Regions from separate parts of the Homo sapiens genome. Here region 2 is linked to region 1. The links are chromatin loops, found by intact Hi-C in ENCODE. Cell type or tissue: heart right ventricle. All regions are shown on one strand. Links, peaks and the distances in the headings refer to the core of each region. The heading gives the core; the rest is flanking DNA.

Region 1 (10,924 bases), core at 2,480-7,479:
AAGGTGGCCAAGAGGACACTCCTTCCTCTCCCAGGCCCTCAGAGATGTGGGCGAAGGGGAGAGAAACAGGTCCTTGCAGTTAGGGGAGAAGGCAGAAAGAGTGTTTAGAGATGGGGCTAGGACATGGGAGGTGGTGGGGTGAGGTAGAGAGTGAGGAGTCGCACAAGAGTGTGTTTGCTGGTGTGGAAGGCAGAGGCCGCCTGGCTGCCCGCAGGAGACATCCAGGCATGGTCCTGCGATCTGGCAGCAAATGATTTGGGGCACTGATCCACCTCAACGGCTAGGGGTGACGGCCTGTCCAGTGAACCCAAACCGATATGTGTATGAAAATAAATAAATATATGTTTAAATATATAAATATTTATATTCATATGTATTCAATATATAAAGATTTATTTTAAGGAACTTGCAAGTTTGAAATCTGCAGAGCAGGCAGGCTGGAAACTCAAGCAGGAGTTTGCTACAGTCTTAAGCTAAATTCTTGTTTCTCTAGGAAATCTCAGTGTTTGCTCTCAAGGCCTTCTGTGGATTGGGTAATGCCTCTGTTAAGGGTCATTTCCTTTAAGCCAAGTAACTGTAGACATTAACCACACCTACAGAATACCTTCATGGCAATAGCCAGACTGGTGTTTGACTAAGTGACTGGGAATTAGAGCCTGGACTGTTGACGTGTAACACCAGCTACCCCGAGGACAGGCTGACTGTGAGCCGGAGAAGGCTGAGGCCTTGGGGCTGCTGATCATGGCAGAGGTGAAGGGTGGATGCGGGCACAGTTCTCACTGAGTAGGTTGGGGACGTCTGAGCCAGGTCATGGACCTGCTCCCTTCATTGTGCCAGTACTTCCACTGCTATTGACTGCTTCCTTTCAGCCCCAGCAAAGTGTTCTGGGGCGTTCTTTGGTGATTTGAGGGATTCTAGAGAAACTCTTGCAGAAAACATGGTTGGTAGTAAATTTTACAGATCTGGGATGCTTCTGTTCCTTTTAGCTGTGATGAGAATTCCCTAGTGATTTTATATTTTGGGTCTGTGTTAGTTTAGTAAGGCTGTCATAACAAAGTGCCACAGACTGGGGAGGGGGCGAGGGGACTTAAATAGCAGAAATCCATTTCCCGCAGTCTGGATATTGGAAGTCCATGATCAAAGGTATCGGCCGATTTGGTTTCTCCTGAGGCCTCTCTCCTTGGCTTGCAGATGTTCATTTTCTCAAGGTGTCCTGACATGGTCTTCTCTCTGTACAAGTCTGTGTTCTAATATTCTCTTCTTACAAAAACACCGCTTGTATTGGATTAGGGCCCACCCTCATCATCTCATTTTAACTTAGTGACGTGTTTAAAGACCCTCCTTCCAAATACAGTCACATTCTGAGGTACTAGGAGTTAGGGCTGCAGCTTAGGAACTTTGGGAGGATACAGTTCATCCCATAACAGGGTCTTGTCTTGATTTTTGTTGTTGTTATTCTGATTGTTAGAATTAATATCCCTCATTTTATTCGGTACTAGGTGCCGTGGCCCACAGGGGAGAGTATGTAATGAGTTTGTCAGGTTGGATGTCCACTGAGAATTCCGATTTGTTCTATGGCTTGTGGAGCTAGTGTTCACTCAAATGATGTTCTGTGGTCCTGTCCCCAAACACACACACACAACCCCTTCTGGGCTTCTTTGGAATTTGTCTGAATCCCTATTTGCGAAAGCTTGATGAAGTTTGCAGGGTGTTAATAGATGGTATAGGGAAGAAGGGTGAGGCAGTGCAGGAGAGTGCTGGGAATGTGTGAGTTAAATTTAGAGGGTCTGATGTCACCCTCACCACTCTGGGCACCCTTCTACCCCACAGACTTTTGACCTCACAGATGACCTCTCAGGGCACCATAGTTGGGGACCATCTCTGCATGTCAGCAAAAAGCTGGTGCCCCGAGCAAGTGTCCTTACTGAACCTACAAGCTAAGACCAAGAGCTGCCCATTCAGACATGTCACACTTGAACCAGCCATAAGTAGTGGATTTTTTTTTTTTTTTCTGGCTTGGCTTCTCACAGTCTGTCTTTATTCCAGGTGCTGCAGCGCAGTAAATGTAATTTGAAGAAGGCAGAAGGAACCCATGGCTTTAGCCGGCTGCCCAGATTCCTTTTTGCACCATCCGTACTACCAGGTATGGGCGAGCACATATATCTGATCCTGGCCCGATGGTGCTGGTCGAGGGCCAGGGCACACATGTCGCCAGCAGCCATGGATCGTTTCTGTAGCTCTCAGGTCACTAGGACACGCTGGAGCAGGGGCTGGTGACAAGTCCCATGGTGCAGAGGCCCACTGCCCTTTCTGCCTCGGTCTTCTGTGTCTTGCTTTGCCTTGTAAGATAGCGTGGTCATATTCCCGTTTGACTGTGCGTACTTTTCTAAAAGAGTTTGGTTGTAGTACAGAGTTGCCCCCTGAGAGCCGGGCTTCCGTGTTTGGAATGAAGCAAGCACTCACTGTGTTTTTCACCTTCTGGGTCGGGCCAGACACTCCTGATGACGGGTTCTGCAGTGATGGTGGTTGTCGGGACATTCACCTGGACACATGTGCTCACGCGTGAGGGAGTGGGAAGGAGAAAGGGCTTGGTGTCTTAACAGATGTTCTAGAGGGAGTCCTCTCCACAGATTGGCTCTTTCCTTTCCTGAGAGCCCTAGGTGGAATTTTGTGGGAGAACAAGTTCATTTCTGTTCCTTCACTTTCTCTAGCTCTTCTTCATGGGCTGCTAGAACAGTTTCATCTGCAAGTTCCCTTCATCTTCTGAAACAGATTTTATTTGAACTTTCACTTGGTGTAGACAGATTCATTGTTAGGGGATGGTCTTTGGTTCTTTAGATTTGATTCGCGAATCCTGGTTCATCCTTACTCGTGATTTGTCATTGGAAGTACTTACACCATCTCTCCCAGGCCTGTGACTTTTCGGCTGGAGCAGTCCTAGGTTTGGAAGTCCTTTTATATGTTCAGGCTGTGGTCAGCTTTTTGCACTTCTTTGAACTTATTTTCTCTCTTAGTCTGTGAAGTCTCTTTTTAGCTACTGTGATGAGAAATTGCCTACAGCATTATGGCTGCAAAAAGATGCCTTTGAACATTTTTTTTTTTTTTTTGGTATCTAAGTGAAGCAAGCCTTCGAAGAAAGGCTGAAGATTAGGAATACCGTTCATTCTAATCGTCGAATGTGACACAAAGCCAAAATTGGTTACAAGCCAGAAAAGAGGATTAAAACCTTAGCGAACTGCAAAGTTTGGTGGTGACCCCTGAGTCTGTGTAGTTTGTGAGCTCTGGAACAGGCATCTGCCTCTCCCTCTGCATAATTGTCTTCTTGTTCTTAAAGAGGCTGTGGTTGCCTCCCCCCATTGATTAAAGCTCTGTGCTGCACCCACAGGTCACAAGTCCAGTTCTCGTGTGGCCAGTTAGTGTTAGCTAGTTGTCCGGGCCCGACTGCACCCTTCACCCCTGCCTGCCACTTCCTACTCAGTCCCAAGAGAGTGCAGTCAGTGAGCTCAAAGAACATCCCCAAGGGAAAGTCTCTCTTGAGGTCATTTTCGTAGTGCTGTCCTCGGCTGGGTATAGAATAGGCTTTTAGGGCCAGATAATGGCCACAGAGGTTCTGTCAGCTTCCCTTCCCTTCCTGGCATTTCCAGTTTCCTGCTGGTACCTACAGAAGTGGCAGACTTACAAGCTGTGTCAGTTCCTCCCTTGATGGCCTTGTTAGGTGTTTGTAGTCACCGATGCCCCAGGCTGCTTTCCTGGAGCCAGGAAGTCAGGAAGGAAGGGTGGGCTTTCCCTGCTATGTGCTGTCATGCTTTGAGGAAATACTCATTGCTTCTCAGGGCCATTTGAAAGCACTGTCTTACTCTTTAAAAAATTTGACAGCAAGACTTGGCGGCATATGTCCCTTGTTCCTGGAAAATAAGATGACAGTTCCAGAATTTCTCAGAATATGGGATGATTTACAATGGGTTCCAGTCTTGAGCAGTCGTAATTATATTATAATAATTAGATAAATCTCCAGAGTTTTATAGAGAAAAATTTATTCTTAAAACCTTCAACATACAAATAATTTTCTAATTCTAGCTGTTCACTTGCAGCAGTGGCTTGGATTAGATAGATGGTTCAGTCCGTGAGTCACTGATGTGATTTTTAAAATATGCACAGAAGCACCAAAATTACTGTATGCATTTAATCATCCTGCTGTTGGAGGGCAGCAGTTGGGGAGGGGTTCTGGCAAGGTTGGGGATGACCCACTTCACTTTTAAGACTTAAGTTTTTCCTTTAGAATGTGACACATCATAATTCTCTGACCTTGGAGAAATCCTGCAACTTTCCCTACCGCAGTTTCCATACCGAAGTTTTGGTAGAAAAGGGTTAGTGGTATCTGGGTTGTAGCAGGGATTAGAGGAAATATGTCTAAATTACCCGGCGCCTGGTCATCCTTTAGAAGCTGAGTCAAGGGCTGTGATCTTTAATTCTTTGATAGAGCACCAGCCAGGTACCAGGCACATGTTTTGGGCTAGGGAGCCAGCTTTGAGCTCGGCAGACAGATCTTTGGGGCTCCTGGATTCCAGTGGAGGAGACAGACATGGAACAACTGGCAAGTGAGATAGCTGTGAATAATGATACTAATTCTGAAGCAAATAAAATGGGACAACGGGGGGAGAGAGGGCCGGCTGCCTTGGTCTTCGGGGGGGGCTCCGTTAGTAGGGTCCTATAGCTCATTGTCTGCCATTTTTAAAATCAAAAGGTCTGAAGCAAGAAATTTCCTCATTTATTATGCCACGGCAGAGTCCAGAGCTTTGCCGAACACAGGGTCTGCCTGGGAAGTGGGATGGGGTTTATGGAGCTCCCTCTGGGCCCTGCACATCTGTGTTCATTGATGTGGACACTGTGTTATCATTCTCCATTCCCCAAAACTCTTAATTCTTAACCATGTCCAGCCTCCAGGCTTTTGAAGAAGGAATTATGCACCTATGACAAAATTATGGTAAATAAAAGCAACATTTATTATCTTTCAGAAAAATGCAAAATAGGAAATAAAATGTGCTTGGCTACAAACTTCCGTACACAATGTTGAACTGAGCATTAGAAATGAAACAACTTGCATGTGAATTTTATGTAGGTGATTAAATTTACTGTTGAATTTCCAAAAGCAATGTTTTTATTTTCATAGTTTTCTGATTTCTGAATTAAAAACAATCATGCTTAGAAATGAGCCATCTTAGAAACTCTCCTTGCCATCCTGCCCTGCAGAGCCTCAGCTTTTGGTGGAGATAATGGCAACAGCATTAGTGCACATACACGCTGTCCAGCCCCAGGACACCACAAGATGTGTGTTGTGGTTCCATTTCAGTGCTGTGTCCCTGAAGCTTCAGGCGGGGAACCTACTCTTCTAGTGCAGGGCTTGACGAACTGCAATCTGCTTTTGCAGATAAAGTTTTATTGGAGGCTGGTCTTGGTGGCTCACGCCTGTAATCCCAGCACTTTGGGAGGCAGAGGCGGGTGGACCACTTGAGGCCAGGAGTTCGAGACCAGCTTGGCCAACATGGGGATACCCTGTCTCTATTGAAAATACAAAAATTAGTCAGGCGTGGTGGCGCACACCTGTTATCCCAGCTACTCAGGAAGCTGAGGCAGGAGAATTGCTTGAACCCAGGAGGTGGAGGTTGCAGTGAGCCAAGATCGTGCCACTGCATTCCAGCCTGGGCGACAGAGCAAGACCCGGTCTCAAAAAATAAAATTAAAGTTTTATTGGAACTTGGCCATTGGGTTTTGTATTGTCTGTGGCTGCTTCCAAGCCCCATCAGCAGAGTTGGGTAGTGTTTGACCCTTTACAGAAGAAAGTTTTTTCTGGGACACTGACTGCTAGAATGAACCTTTTTGGATGGACAGAGGCTCAAGGGGGCCTCCTTGTATCAGCTCATCTCCTCCCCATTTTCTGGGTTAGAAACAGTCCTCAGATGAGACTTCATCTGCTGATCACATACAGCTTTGGATTTTCTGTTGGGTGCCCTAGATTCCTTAATCTTTTGGCAGTGCGTGGAGGAGCTGAAAGATGACATCATCTCCGAGAGTTGATTTGGGCTCAGTTCCTGGAAATGAATTCCATTCCCAAAGTCTGTCACTGTTGTTATTATTATTATTATTTTTAGTGAAAGAGTGATTCTGTAGTTTTTCATTTTTAAGTACTACACCCCCCCCCCATACTTTGGCTAAAGAACATTTTATTAGACTACATTTTCTTTAAGAAATTTGTTGATAGTACCTGCCACTCTTAACCCTTGAGGTGGGAAGTTACGAAGATCATTTGAAATGTCTCTCTTTAAATTTTATTTGACTGTTCCAGCTGATAGGACATTTACCTAAAATGGTTTTCCAAGTCATTTAAGGTTATGATTCTGAACTTAGGAACAGCAGCTATGTTATGGAGATATTTTGTGAGGTAAAACAGGCAGTGTGTTGACTACTATTCACCTGCATGGCTTTAGGCATGGTGTTTAAATTCTCCACATTTCTTCTGTTTTCAGCGTCATTGTGAAAATTGGAAGACACTTATATAAACTTTGGCATTGTGTTTAGCACACAAAAGACCCTGTTAAATGTGAGCCACTGTTTGGATGAGCTGGTATGTGATTTTTTTGTTTTAGAGTGTAGAATTATTTTTAAGAATGTAAGTTTTTTTTTTTTAAGTGATTTGTGCGATACTTATGTAAATTTGAGATTATAATCTTTTTAAGTCTTTAAAATCATGTGAATATTCACTTAAAACAAATAGATGGCATTTGGTTTGGGAAAATACTTTTCATTGATCTGGCAAATTGCTGTTAACTGGCTTTATTTATTTAAATCCTAGGTAGTTAATTACATATTAGTAAATAGTTTACACTTTCTGTAACTAACAGAATCAGTTGAAAACTCTATTCTTTAAATGTTCTAAGTAACTTTGACTAATTTGTTTGTTCGCTTACCATTTTATGAACAGTTGATTGGCAGACCATGGCTGGGTATTAGGGTACCAGGTGAACAAGATGTCAACCCTGCCTGCAGGGAGCTCCCAGCCCTGGAGGGAGACAGACAGGTACAACAACCAACCATGGGCCACCATGACCTGGGATGCTGTCAGTGGTGTGCTTTGTGCAGACAAGTAGAGGGGAGGGTGATTAATCCCCCATCCCATGTCATTTCCTGCTAGAACTGTAAAACTAACATATTCGACAGCCTGCAAGCTGACCACTCAGAGGCTGGCAGTGGGGAAAAGATTAAGCTCTTCCTGTTTACTTCCCTTGTCTTCAGCCTTCCACCGACTCTGTGAATTGGGTACCTTCATGATACCCATTTTATAAATGAGAAAACTGAGGTTTTTACTATATGCTGGTCATCATGCTGAGGACTTTACTTGGATTTTCTCTCCTGCCAATGCTACGCGGTGGGGACCTTCATGTTCTCCCCTTTGCAGATGAGATTATCAAAGCAGAAAAAGACCATCTCTCCTACTGAGTAACAGAGGTACATTCGTCTCTGTGAAGTGTGTTTATGTTTAATGTTGGTGAGACTGAGGAGAACAAGTTTTTGTCCAAATGCCAAAATCTCCTCCTCAGAATTATTATAATAAAACATAGAATTTGTATCCTGCAATTTTGGACTTATTGAATTTCTTTGATCATGAAATGCCATAAGTCAGTTTTAACAACAGCTTTTCAGTTGAAATAAAGATTATTATGTATTGTCCCTAAATGTGTCATGTGTGCTGATCGTAAGGTGTTTGCATTTTTAAAATGTTAAAATGGGGAGTGGGGCATGTCTTAAAATCAATGAAATATGACAGATAAGTAAATAAATGGAAATAAAAATACATAAATATGTATATATTTATTCTCAGTGCTTTTCTTTTTAATGCCTAAATCTTCTCAAACATCATCATCCTCAAGTATGGGCTTAAAGTCTGATTTTTTTTGAATAATATAAACAACTATATTTATCACATATTTTCTATGTATTATTTTTGTTTTTTGTTTTTTTTGAGACAGAGTCTCACTCTGTCACCTAGGCTGGAATGCAGTGGCCCAATCTCAGCTCACTGCAACCCCCACCTCCCGGGTTCAAGCGATTGTCCTGCCTCAGCCTCCCGAGTACCTGGAATTATAGGCATGCACCATCACACCTGGCTAATTTTTGTATTTTTAGCAGAGATGGGGTTTCGCCATGTTGGCCAGGCTGGTCTTGAACTTCTGGTCTCAAGTAGTCTGCCCATCTCTGCCTCCCAAAGGTCTGGGATTATAGATAGGGGTGAGCCACTGCACCCAGCCTGTGTTATTTTTATCCTCTCTCTGGTACTGTGGCAAATATTCTGGATGTGTTATTTTTTCTATTTCTTTTTTCCAGGAAACCAGGGCTTGCAGATATTGGTAAGTTGCCCAAGGTCACACAGCTTGTAATGGGATAGATCAGGGATCAGGCGTACGGGGTCAAGCCTGAAGCCTATGTCCTTAACCATTCCACTGTCTGGTTTTTCCTTGGCACCGTGTGCTTGGCTGTGCAGATATCTATTTGATTGGGGGTGCTAGAGTTGATTATCTTTTTCATAAGATTTCATAAGCAGTGGAGGAGCAGAACACAATATTGGTCTATGACTTTGCACTGCCTTTTAGAAGGACATATCTAATCAGGGATACCTATATCCCACTTCTGTTTTCCTCCTACTTATCATGGGGGTTAAATCCCCACAGAAATATTTGTGTTCTTTTAATTTTCCATCCCATGAAAGTTCAATGTTAGTAATCAACTTTCCCTTTGCCATCTATCTGCCCAGAAGCTACTGTGAAATCACTTATCAAAGTCTTTGTTTTTGTTTTACTTATGAGACCAGATGGTTGCCTTTTCTGTTGTAAAGTGTCAAAGTTTCTACTAGACCTACAAAAACCAAAACTTACCTGCTGTGTGTGTGTCACTGTATTCGTCCACACTCACACCGCTTATAAAGAACTGCCTGGGACTGGGTAATTTATAAAGAAATGAGGTTTAATTGACTCATAGTTCCGCAGCCTGTACAGGAAGCATGGCTGGAAGGCCTCAGGAAACTTAAAATCATGGCAGAAGCAAAGGGGAAGCTGGCAAGTCTTACGTGGCTGGAGCAGGAGGAAAAGAGCACAAAAGGGGAGGTGCTACACACTTTCCAACAACCAGGTCTCGTGGCAACTTACTGTCATGAGAATAGCAAGGGGGACATCTGCCCCTGTGATCCCGTCACCTACCACCAGGCTCCTCCTCCAACCTTGGGGATGGACATGAGATTTTGGGCGGGGATACAAATGCAAACCATATCAGTCGCCATTACAGCAGGTAGGGCAGGCAGCAGGCAGGTAACCAGCAGAGCAGGCAGCAGGCACAGCTACCTTGCCGGGAGTGTTTTTCCAGGAGAGATGGCAGTATCAAGCGCACGCAGACTTGGAAAGGCATCATGGCGTACCTGGTTGGAGCATGAATCCTTGATTCAACTGTTTTCTTTGCACAGAGTCATATTACTTGATTACCAAAGGGAAGGGAACTCATGACCCTCAGGGACAGGCTGTTTATCTGTGGTCAGAAGATGGGCCTCCTGTAACATTGACTGTGCTCCCTTCTGGCCTTGTCAGTAACGCAGAGCAAATCACTTCCGTCTCTCTGCGTTTGAAGTTATGTGTCATTACCCAGCCAGCCCCCAGCTCCTTCAGGCATCCTTCCTTTGTCGGGGTTTGTGGCACTTTTTCCTGTTTCCTTTCTCCTGTCTTGCCTAGCCCTCTTCAAGGGGAAGGACCAGAACTAATCAACACTTCAGATGAGACTGACCAGCTCAGAGCTGGGCGGCTCACGCTCTCCCTTCAGGACCCATCCTCCCATCCCTCATTGTAGCACAATGTTGACTTTTTTGAAGGAAGGTCTCTTCATGCACCCACTGCTGTGTCCCAGGTCGTGTTTATTTCCAGTTCATGATAAGTAGAGACATTGAGAAAATGTGTTTAGAGATTTTATAGCAATTTGAATGTTGAACTTAAGAATAAAAATGTGGGTGTGTATCGTATTTTTGTTTTATTTTACTTTCTGGCAATTCATTGCTATGTGAGTTGTGAAGTATCCGTGCTTGACAGGTTGACAGGGACAGCAAAAACTGCTTCTTCCCCGCAGGTGGCTCCTGAAGCACTAGTCTTGGCTATCTCAGGATATCACAGTCATGCCTGTGGTTTTTCTGTCCTTGGCAGCTCCAGTTTGCAAAGTTGAAGCTTTGCGTTTATGACCCATTGTGGCCTTGGTGTGTCATTTGTGCATGGTGAGATTTCCTCAGGCGCTGCTGGAACGTGCGAGTCCACTGCCTCCAGCCAGTGGCGGATCATGGGGGACAGCATCTGTGCCCTCCCACTGTGTTGTCCACTCTTCCCTATAGGCCTGATGTGACTCCGCTGTGCTTTTGCTAACCGTCCTTAACCAGCTCCTTGCCACTGCACTAGGGCGTGAAGGTTGGAGGGTGCCTGTGGGTCCCTCTGTAGCTCTCAGTGTGACCTACCTCCCACCTTCCTATGTCTGTTTGCCTTGAGCAGCTGTTCTAGTCTTTTCTCCATCAAGAGTCTACACCGTTTTGGAGGGTCATGTGGCCAGCGGGAGGTGAGCCAGCCCAGGAGGCATGCAGGCCCCAGGTTTGAATCCCAGTACCGCTTCAGGCGTGTGAGGCTGACAGTTATACCTGCACTGTTATGAAATGAGAGCCTCCAGGGACCACCCAACTAGTGGGGCCTTAGGAAATCCCAGTTGACCAGGGGCACTTCGCTGGAACCCTGAACAGGGCCTTTGCTCCTGGGATCCAAGGGGCTGGATCGCTAAAAACCCTTCATCGTCTTCCTTTGCCCCCAGACTCTGGTTTAGCAGGCTCTGGGGTACTGGCTGAGGGGTTCATCCT
Region 2 (10,924 bases), core at 2,446-7,445, 410 kb before region 1:
AAACTGGGATAATAGGGGGGGCCAAGCTGTTTTGACTCCAGACTGCATGCATTAAGCTCTTGGTTTTCCCTTTGACTTCGTATTGATATGAGTCAGGACTTTAAAGGACTCAATACTTCACAATGTTTTCCTCCCACATTATTCTGTGGATTGCTTTCTAAATTCTGCGCACAAATTCCAAAAGTAGGGAAAGAAGATAGAAATGAAGCACAAGTATTCGCTGGACAACATAAAGTTTTTGGCTTCCCATGGGTTGAAGGTTGAGAAACACTGTTGAGTAGCAGAACTGAGAAGAGGGTCTGGTGGCTCAGGACCACTGGACCCTGCAATCGACCTCCTTGGGAGCATTGTGGGAGGTGGGAAGAGATATTTGTTAATTGTGTAGAGCAAATTAGGGGAGAAAAATCATCTGTTCTATTGAAATTCAGTTAAGTTCCAGAGTCACAGATGAAGGCCTCATGAGGAGCCCATTGTCTGAAGATAATCAATATCAGAACTTCTAGGAGGACTGGGATGGGGTGCACTTCCGCCTTCTGACTTTCTGCCATTCAAGGTCATCTCAGTGTGGCCCTCATGAGGTCATGGCCACCCAAAATAGGTATCAGAGAAGAAGGAAACCACATATATTAGACACTTCTAATGTGCTTTATCTAAATTACTTCATTTAATGCTTGTAACAACTTTGAAGGAAATGGATTTTTCCCCATTTTAAAGATGGGGATGTACCTACTTTATGGGGTCTATTCCCATTCCTTACCTTAAAAAATAGATAATGCAAAATGTCCAGGATGCTTATGACAGCAAAAAAAATTATGAATTAAAACCTGAAATCAATATGAAATGGAAGGGGGCTGTAAAGTTCTTTTAAGGGAGTATTCTGCACAGACCTTCCTTAAGTGCTCAGGGCACTTACAGGACAGAGGTGGATTCACAGCAGTATTGATTGATCAGTCAGGCAGGCATAGTTGTGGTGAGGACCGAGGACAAGAGGAACTGGGAGTTCCATGTCTAGACAGGGTGGAATGAAGACAAGCAATTAGATATGTGGTTGTGGAATGCACTGCCATGGACATCGTGTTTCTGGGACGTCAGATGGGGCATGTGTGCTTTAGAGATAGCAGGTGGCATGGGTACAGGTGTGTAGTTCTTTGACTACCACAGCTTTAAGCATCCTCCAAAATGTGTGTTCACATGTGTGAGTGCACGTTTGTGAGTGTGTGCACATGTGCGTGAGTGTGTGCATGTGCAGTCACTGTCAGCAGACGTTATGGATGAGGAAACAGAACAGTGTGGAAGGTCCCAGTGTCCATGCTCTGGCCATATGCTAAGTGACTACTGATGAGGAAAGATGGGGTTTGCATTCCCCCTGGATCTGGGGGTGTTTGTACAAACCAGCCATCCAGCAAAACACCTTTCCAGCTCCAGAACTGTGAATAGCAAAATCCCTTCTCTGGTTTGCTTCCTGTGCTTCATTTAGTCTTCTAGATCCTGCAGGGTTAAATAAATCTTGAGTTGCATCTCCCTGAGTCCTCCCTGTTGCCATGGAGGTGGATGTAAGGCAGAGTTTATTTTGCATGGCTTATTTGCTTAGTAATGACTATGATGGCTGCAGAACTCAAGGACTCAAGGGAACAATTTACATTTTTCTGTAGGAGCCTAAATAGGCATTGACGAGTGTTCTGGGTGTTAGTTTCTTTTCTGTTATATCACCGTCACCTGTTTCCTATGGGAACTCTGCACCTGATAGCCAAAGCATCGGGCATCGTTGATATTCAGTGTCTGCAGGGAAGCACTAATGGCGTAAAAAGCAGCCTTCATGGAGTGCTTTGTCCTTTGGCTTTAATATTTAAGCACAAGAAAATCTGTGACTCAATTTTTTTTCAGGAAAACAAATGATAGTATAACTGGTAGAGCAACAGCATTTGTGTCTGAGCACAAATAATACTGGGCTATTGTTTAATATGATGGATTTCCTTTATATCTTCATTTTAAATATGGAGAACTAGTTGTTCAAATGAAATCTTACCCACAAGCTTATTATGTAAAATATGAAAGCATAGTGACCCAGAGGGTCATCTGTCTATTCATTGTCTCAGGAAGGTTGACTGAAGGGCCCTCCACCTACCAGGAACTGTTTGGAGCTGGGATTACATACAGTTCTCAGTAAAAATCAGTGATAATTACTGTCTTCATTGAGTTCACATCTTAATGGGAGACAAAGATACAAACAAGCAAGTGTAATAATCATAATAGCTAACACATATTGGGTACTTACTTTGTGCCAAGAACTCCTTTTTTTTTTTTTAAAGAAGTGGGATCTCACTCTGTCTTCCAATGACACCAGCATGGCTCACTACAGCCTCAAACTCAGGCTCAAGAGATCCTCCCACCTTAGCATCCCAAGTAGCTAGCACTAAAGGTGAGCATGACCACACCCAGCCAATGTGCCAAGAACTCTTTCAAGCTCTTTTACATCCAGTCACTCATTTGATTCACATGATAGCTTTGTAATGCAGGAACTATTATTTACCCCAGTTTTACAGGAGATAAACTGGGGTAGGGAGAAATTAAAAATTTGCCCAAGGTTTGTATCTTACTCCTGACACCAAAAAATACCTCGTCTAAGGTCAAAAGAAGGAATCAAACCCAGGTAGTGTCTCCAAGGTCTGTGGGCTTAACCCCTATACTGCATTGGCTCTCAGTGTTGACTGTGTCCATGGTAACAGGTGGAAGATCTGCCAGGGCTAGGAGAGAAGAGGCACCAGGACACAGCATGGTACCATCTTGTTTTCAGTTTGAAGTTAGAGTGCTGGTTCTGCTGGTTCCCCGAATGCTTTCTGCACTAGCACTTACATGATTCTATTAAGCAGACCTTAGGGAGAAAAAAGATTCAAAAAGTTTGTGTGTCCTGTAGCCTGCTCCGCCTGGTGTAGAAATTGTCCCTTGAGAGCAATTAGTGTGTTGGCTTGTATTTCTTTCAGCTTATTGGGTATCTGTCACTAAGTACGGTACTGATGGTCCTAGACAGTCTTCACAGCATACTGCTTATACCACATTGTCAGTTTTCATAACTTCTGAAAATTAGAAGAAACATAAGCCCCCTCCTGGCAACAAGTGGAGTACTTCCCAAGATGACCAAGACTGTTGGTGTCTTCCTCATGAAGATGTATTTCTTGATCAGTTCCTTCCTCTTTTTAGTGTCTAAGAGCTCATTCTGACAATGGGTTAAAGTTTTAAGGAGGCCAGTTCACACCTGCAGGTTGGTCAAGAAGTTTAAATGATTCTAGCTGCTAAGTGTTCTCTTAATGGCTTAAAGAGTCTGCCATGGCCTTCATGATTAAGAAAGGGAGCCTCACAGCATGAGTCTGTCCTGCAGCATCTTCTCCAGTTTTCCCTGGAAAGCTACAGGCAGGGCTTGCTCAGACCATTCAAGCTGACTGTAGAAACAGCTGCCGTTCAAGCTCAGGTGGACGGATTGGAACTTTGTCTTCATGTGAGCATTCATACGGGGAGAAGTCATCTCATACTGATTTGGTTTTCTGTTTGTCTCTTCCCCAACAGGGCTGTTTAACGACCCCCAACTCCCCATCCATGCACTCACGTTCTCTTACGCTGGGTCCATCCCTCTCGCTGGGCAGCATCTCAGGGGTGTCCGTGAAGTCGGAGATGAAGAAGCGCCGAGCCCCTCCTCCTCCAGGTTCAGGGCCACCTGTGCAAGACAAGGCATCGGAAAAGGTAGGGCAGTGGGCTGTTCTCACAACCAAAGCATCTTTTCAGTGACACAGTTGATTGTTCCAAAGCTCCCTGGGAACACAGTAATCCTTCATGTTTGTGGCTGTAGCGACTGGAGTGTTGGGGGCAAGTATTTAAGCTTTATTTAAAAGTAAAGGCAAGATGCCAGGAAGGGCTCATGATTTTAACTCTGAGAAGCTGAGTTCCCCAAGGCAGTCAGGATACACCCAGCAGCCCAGTCCTGCTCCCCACATACCCTAATATGTCAGATCCACCATGCAGCTGTAAAGATAAGGATGCAGTCTTCTTCCCTGGACTGAGATTTTTCTGACTGACTGCATCCCAGCTTCCTGTGGAGGCAGCATGCCACAAATGCCAACATTTACAGAAAGCAAATTCAGAGTCCATTCATTCTGTGGCAGAACTTTATTTCCTAACTCTTGCCGCATGTGTCATGTGGCCTAGCCCAGTTGCATAGTTTGAGAGTGTCACGCCCCTGCTAGTCTTTAGGTTCAAAGCCCCTTTTTGCTCATTTGCTCTCAAAATACCCTAAAAACTAAGTCTGTGCCTCCTGAATGTGAGGCTTGGTCCCTGGATCTTGATAAAAAGTTATAGCAGCAGATACCAAATGGCGGGGTCCTGACATGTCATGTAATTTCCTTATCAGCCTGCTTGTCGTTCTGTCCAGGTATGTCCGTCTGTCCATCTATTTTTGCAAGTCGGTCCTCTGGTCATCCATCTCTGTTCCTTCATGGTTGTTCTTTATCCCTGGGTCTCAGAGACCATCCTGCTTCCATCCTTAGTCCTTCATATCCCTAAAAATCTATCTGAAAAGCCTGTAGTGGAACACATTTTCAAAGAAAATATTTTTATTTTTGCATCTCTTAAATATTTTCTAGGCCGGGTGCAGTAGCTCACGCCTGTAATCCCGGCGCTTTGGGAGGCCAAGGCAGGAGGATCACCTGAGGTCAGGAGTTCAAGACCAACCATGGCCAACATGGTGAAATCCCGTCTCTACTAAAAATACAAAATTAGCCAGGCATGGTGGTGCACGCCTATTGTCCCAGCTACTCAGAAGGCTGAGGCAGGAGAATTGCTTGAACCCAGGAGGCAGAGGTTGCAGTGAGCCAAGATCACGCCACTGCACTCTAGCCTGGGTGACAAGAGAGAAACTCTGTCTCAAAAATAAAAAATAAAAAAAAAAGGAATGTATACATATATCCTAATGTAACTGACTTATTTTGAGTTCTTCATGATATATTAGCTGTGTTTTCATAAAAATAAATTTAGGCACAAATGGTACCTTTTTGTTGTATGCATCCATGATAAGATGATGCAAATGGAAAACACAAAGCTATTTCTTCTGATTTTCTGCAGTGTGTCTCATTAATTTGCTTGGATGTAGATTCTGAACTTTTTTATAATATGCAGACCATATTGATAGCATTGGCCTTTCCCAGCTACATGCCCCTGGGAATATCTTTTTGCTTTGGCTTAGGATAGGTTTCTTTAGTTAGTAATAAAAAGTATGACTTCCAGGATCAATATTATGTCAGCTTTTTTCTTTTAATAAGAATTGTATTTTGTTAATGCGATAAAATGTAGATGGTGAACTGTACCAGCATTTTAAAAATTTCTTCCACCCAGAAGAGATGTTGTATTTTTCTGCATTTAATGTGCTTACCCACAGTGGATAAAGCCTGCTTGAGTGGGAAAATGTGCAGTAAGTAGAGAATTGGGAATTCTGAATGAAAAATAAATAGTACTTTATACCCTGTAGAATGAACAGAGTTTCCTCTGAGGCAGTAAAAGCTTTTTGCTGAAATCTGTTTTATTTGGCACAGAATGCGTGGAGAAATTGGCTCATGGAAACCATCTTCCTTTTTAAGCATATGAGTGGCATATGGATTAGATTTAAGCATTTGCTATGAACATGCTTTTTTAAACTGAAAGGTATTTTGTTATTTACTAATTTCTGGAAAAGGAACCCAAAAATGTATTGTCGTCGTTGTTGGGGAAGAACGTCAATTCCTTCTTCATGAACTTCCTTCCATATAAAGATAAGATGTTTGTTTGGGAAGCCTTATTTATATGCAACTGTTACTAACACCAGTGTCCTGAACAAGGAGGAAAGGTTCATTTTCAGGGACATGACTAGTTTGTAAGAAAATGAGAATGCCTACATTTGTATATTTTAAAATATTATTTTGTATCAACTAGTTTAAAAAATTCAATATTTGCTTCTTCAAGTCCTAACGGTGGGATAATATTAGCCATCCTCCAGTTCATCTGAAAATTTTCTAAAATTTGTAACCATAGTTAGTATTTGTCACCTGATTATGTATTCATAATTTGATCATGTGTGTTTATTATTTCTAAAGGTATTTTTTGAAGAGGTTTTCCCAGAGGTGTTAGAGCCTGGAGGTGACCGAATGCTCTTCTCAGATCCCATGGCTCTTCCCACAGTACTGTGAATGCAGCTTTTATTATGTGGAAACTTCAGACCAGAATGATTGATTGTACACATTAAGGCACCTTATGCTCTCAGGATTTCTGAGACTTGAGCGGGCATCAGATCACCCAAAGGGCTTGTTAAAACACATTTTCCTGGGCCCCACCTGAGCGCTGATTCAGTAGGTCTGGATGGGGCCTGAACATTTGCATCTTAAGTGCTGCCGCTCCGGTGAACCCCACTTTGAGAACCACCCCTTCATAGCAAACTACCTCCCTCAGCTGCTGGCTCTGAATTTTGACTACTCAAAGGCAACAGATCTGCTAAGAGATTCTTCAGTAGGAAAGTTACCTCAAAATGAATCCATCTGTGCTGTAGAATAATAATTATATGCAGTTTTCCATAAAGTTAGCTTAGGCCTAAAGTTATGTGTTAAAACACATCAGTAGCGTCCACTCCTTCTCACTGGGACCCAGGGAACCCTCATCTGGGAGGACAGACGAATTGTCTGTTCTGCACAGGATTTTCTTCCTGCTTCATCTCCTGGGGCCCACACTGTCCTCTCACCATCGTGCTGTGTAGAGACGGTGAACTCTCCCTTTGTCCTGGACCCTAGGCAGCTGCTGGAATTCTTGCTCGCTGCTCTTGCATTTGGGTTAGAGCCCCCTTCCTATACTGAGTGATATGGTTTGGATGTTTGTCCCCTCCAAATCTCATGTTGAAATGTGATCCCAGTTGGAGGTGGGGCCTGGTGGGAGGTGTTTGGGTCATGGAGATGGATCCCTCATGAATGGCTTGGTGCCATCCCCATGGGGATGAGTGAGTTCTCTCTCTGGTAGTTTACCTGAGATCTGATTGTTTAAAAGTGTGTGGCAGCCCCTCCGTCCTTGCTCCCTCTCTCACCATGTGACATGCCTAATCCGCCTTTGCCTTTCACCATGAGTAAAAGCTTCCTGAGGCCTCACCAGAAGGTGAGCAGATGCTGGCATCTGCTTCCCGTACAGTCTATGGAACCATGAGCCAATTAAACCCTTTTTCTTTGTAAATTACCCAGTCTCAGGTGTTTCTTTAGAGCAACACAGACTGACTAACACACCAAGTCTTTAGTAACCCATCCCGAAGGAGAGTTTGTTTTCCTCTTATTTGCTCATGGTTTCCTCACTTGTTCTGCTCTTGAGCCAGGATTAAGATTGTGAGTAGGGGCTGTCAACACAGATGCCTGGGTGGGCATCCCTCTGCTTATCTCCAGTCCTCAGTTTCCTCTGTAAAATGGGAACAGTAAGAACAGCACTAGCCAGTGATTGCTGTAGTGATCAGACATAGATCTCATGGCATTTGCCTGGGTTCCGATCCCAGCTTGGCCAGCAGTAGAAATGGGAGCTTGGATGAGATCACCCTTCTCTGTGCCTTGTGTCCTTAGGTGTGTGCTCTGCATAAAGCTGGGAGATGAGAGCTGGCCACAGTGCAGTGGGGGACAGAAGTAGCCAGCATGCCTAAAGCAGGGAGGGCTGGGCAGAGGGAATGAAGGGTCCATGGCCCCAGCCGGGGTTCTGTGTTAACCAAGTAGCAGATTATATTTAAAAATCAAATTTGCTGTTGCTGCAAATACCAAATGTACAATTAAAAAATCACCAAGGCGCTGCAGCAGGTTCATTCTGTTAAACAATACCAGCATCCTCTCCTCTGTTGGTGGTATTTTCCCTTCTCAGCCACAAACTACAAACACCCTACTCACTATTCCATACCTTCTGAGGATTCTAGAGAAGAGAGTTGCTCATCCCTTTCAGTCCTGATAGCTTCTGTTTAAGAAGAAAAATCACCGGGCATGGTGGCTCATGCCTGTAATCCCAGCACTTTGGGAGGCCAAGGTGGGCAGATCACAAGGTCAGGAGTTTGAGTTAAGCCCAGCCAACATGGTGAAACCTCATCCCTACTAAAAATACAAAAATTAGCTGGGCGTGGTGGCGGATGCCTGTAATCCCAGCTGCTTGGGAGGCTGAGGCGGGAGAATCACTTGAAACTGGAAGGTGGGGGTTGCAGTGGGCCGAGATCGTGCCACTGCACTCTAGCCTGGGCGAAAGAGTGAAACTCCATTTCAGAAAAAAAAAAAAAAAAGAAGAAGAATCAATTACTGTCAAGACACCCTTGTGTAGGGGACTCAGTTTACCTATTAAAGATTGACACAATACTCTATATTATTCTTGCTGGCATCTTTCTTTGTATAATACCTGGCATGTTACAGAGCAGGTTTTTAAAACTTTTTTGGTATTTCATTTAAGTGATTAAAAATAAGTAACTTGTGGAAGTTTACTAATCTGTGTTATCTAATTTTAGTTTTCATTATCCACAAATATATAATACATAGTTATTCATTTATTCAGTCAATATACAGTTATATGCTTACTTTTGTGCAGATACAACTATAAATCCATTTTTATTGTAATTGACAAGTAATTCAAAAATATTTTAAAGTTATTCCAGCTTTCTTTTTTCACTATTATTTGAATTATTGCTTTTATTATGTTCAACACTATAAAATTCCAACTTGAGAAGTCTGTTTCTCTGTGATCTCAAGATTATTGCATTGGGACTGAAATTGCTAGTGATGGTTGGCCATTAAAATAAGTGATGATGGAGGCTGTGTTATGATCAGTTATTAGTATAACCCAAAATAGACTTTTCTATGAAAAATTTGCTTGTGTATTCAATGAATATTGAATAACTGCTATGCACAAGGCCTTGCACTTGAAAGCATGAATTGGTATTTATTACTCTAATATCTCAGCACAGTGTATACATAAAAAGATAGTATTTCACACTGTGTGAAGACTGAGGACGATCTGTGTATGTTAGACATTTAATGGAAAGCATTATTACTTGAAGTTCCATTTCCTGGATCTGGTAACTAGAATAATACAGGAAGTGATAAAACTATGCTGACCAGACTCCCAAAGACACGTTTCATCAAGAACTGAAGTGTCCATTTGATCATCATCAGTCACTCTGGTGTGTTCTTGATCCTGTTCCGCAGAGAGGACACCCAGGGGGAGGCAGGTCCTGGCAGCCCCTGTACTGGGAAGGCCCTGAGAGCTGGGCTGCAGACCACTTGGCCAATGGATGCCAGACTCAAGTGTCCTCTCTGCATTTAGGCCTGATATTTTTTGCTTATTAAAATGAGCATTCTTATTTCCCATCTCTGTGAGCTGTGGTGTTGAGGTCATTGCAATACTCATCTTTGCAGACTTCTTCCTGCTGTCCTTCTCCTGGAGTGAAGTCTGCCTTCTGTTTCTTATCACATGGCTTGTGGTGGTGGTGAATTGGTTACTGATAAAGTGGATGATGCTTGGAGACATTGAAAAATTACTTTTCACACTAATTAGAGGGCTCTGATCTTTGCCGGGTGTGTCTCATGGCCACTCCTCAGCCAGTTGGCCTCCTGGAGTGCTTTGTTCGGAAGGAAGGACTCAGGTCGGCTGAGGCTCAGCAAAGTAGAGAGAGTCCTTCAGTTTACCATGCGCTCAGGAGGGGAGGATCATCTGGGCTCACCCAGAGTATGAGATGATGAGGACAGACTCTTTAGACCCACCTTGATGGTGTCTCTTCTTGTACACATCAACCACATCAACCTGTCAGGGAATCCTGCCTGTTTTCCTTTGAAGTGTATCCAGAATCCAGCCATTTCCCTTTGCTCCCACCTGCACTCCCGGGCTCAAGCACTCCCATGCCCCTCTGAGATGTTTCCTGGTGCACTGGCTTCCTAACTAGACCCTGCTTCTGCTCATGCTCCTCTACCCTGGAGAATCTTCTTTACACCTTCGCTAGAGCAACAGGTATCTAAACAGAGACAGGGTCATGTCATGCTTTAAAGCCTCTGCTGGCCTCACGTCACAGTTGACTGTGCCAGCTGCATCTCTCCTGCTTCTCCCCACACCCAGCAGAGCCTTTCACCTGCCTCTCCCTAGCATCCTGTTCACCTCCTCACTGCACCAGACCCTGCTTGGCAGTCACTGCATCCATGAAGTCTCGCTGGCCACCTCCACCCTCTGGTAACTGCCCCCTTCCCTGGTTTCAGGTTTCTTTCAGACCCTGCCAGACTAAGCTCAGGAAGCCAGGAATTCTGTGTTCCCTGACACACCTACAGTGTCTAACACTGTGCTCATTAAACCAGTAAATATTTATATGAACTTACTTTACGTGTACATGATTTATTTACCAAACATGTGTGGGTCATCTCTGCTGTGCTCTAAATGTTGGCGTCCTCCAAAACTCAGATGTCAGAATCCTAACTCCAAACATGATAATGTTTGGGGAGTGATGAGGTCATGAGGGTTGAACCTCATGATGGGATTAGTGTCCTTATAAAAGAGAGCCCAGAGAGCTCCCCCGCCCCTTCCACCATGTGAGCGCAAAGCAAGAAGGCGCCCTCTGAAGCAGGAAGCCGGCCCTCCAGACACAAGTCTGTCCACACCATGATCTTGGACTTCAGCCTCCAGAACTGTGAGAAATCAGCGTCTGTTGTTTATAAGCCTCCCAATCTATGGTATTTTGTTATGGCAGCCTGAAGGGACTAACACAGTTTCTCAGTGAAAAAAGCATGATTTCAAAATGTGCGCAAATAGCGAAAGAATTGCTTTCCTCAAGGATGTGACAGAATTTAAGGAATAAGTCATGGCAACTTTGATGAGGACTTGGAATATTTACTCCTCACTAAGAAAAAGAGTTGTAAATGGGCCATGAAAA

What was found. Hi-C counts contacts between places; a loop is a spot of excess contacts. Peaks named below come from ENCODE experiments on the same cell type or tissue, not always from the same donor. Only the 100,000 strongest peaks of a DNase experiment are listed, where the experiment ranks them.
Region 2: it touches region 1 in a loop (2.5-fold over the local background); 1 of 110 quality-filtered maps calls a loop at or near these places.

What each region holds. Positions count from the first base shown.
Region 1 is chr7:50,723,491-50,734,414 of GRCh38, reverse strand. GRB10 (growth factor receptor bound protein 10) reads left to right here. Exons shown (of 19, transcript NM_001350814.2): 4 at 2,047-2,143. The coding sequence starts at 2,093. Among named protein-coding and RNA genes, the nearest start is that of GRB10, 54 kb to the left of the region's middle. RefSeq lists an enhancer at 7,907-8,076. In heart right ventricle, for the core only: no CTCF peak of the experiment used is centred there; DNase peaks (open chromatin) are centred at 3,434, 4,564 and 5,934; H3K27ac peaks cover 4,412 bases.
Region 2 is chr7:51,128,969-51,139,892 of GRCh38, reverse strand. It overlaps COBL (cordon-bleu WH2 repeat protein), which reads left to right. Exons shown (of 13, transcript NM_015198.5): 6 at 3,562-3,735. Among named protein-coding and RNA genes, the nearest start is that of COBL, 180 kb to the left of the region's middle. RefSeq lists a silencer at 9,113-9,334. In heart right ventricle, for the core only: no CTCF peak of the experiment used is centred there; no DNase peak of the experiment used is centred there; H3K27ac peaks cover 2,673 bases.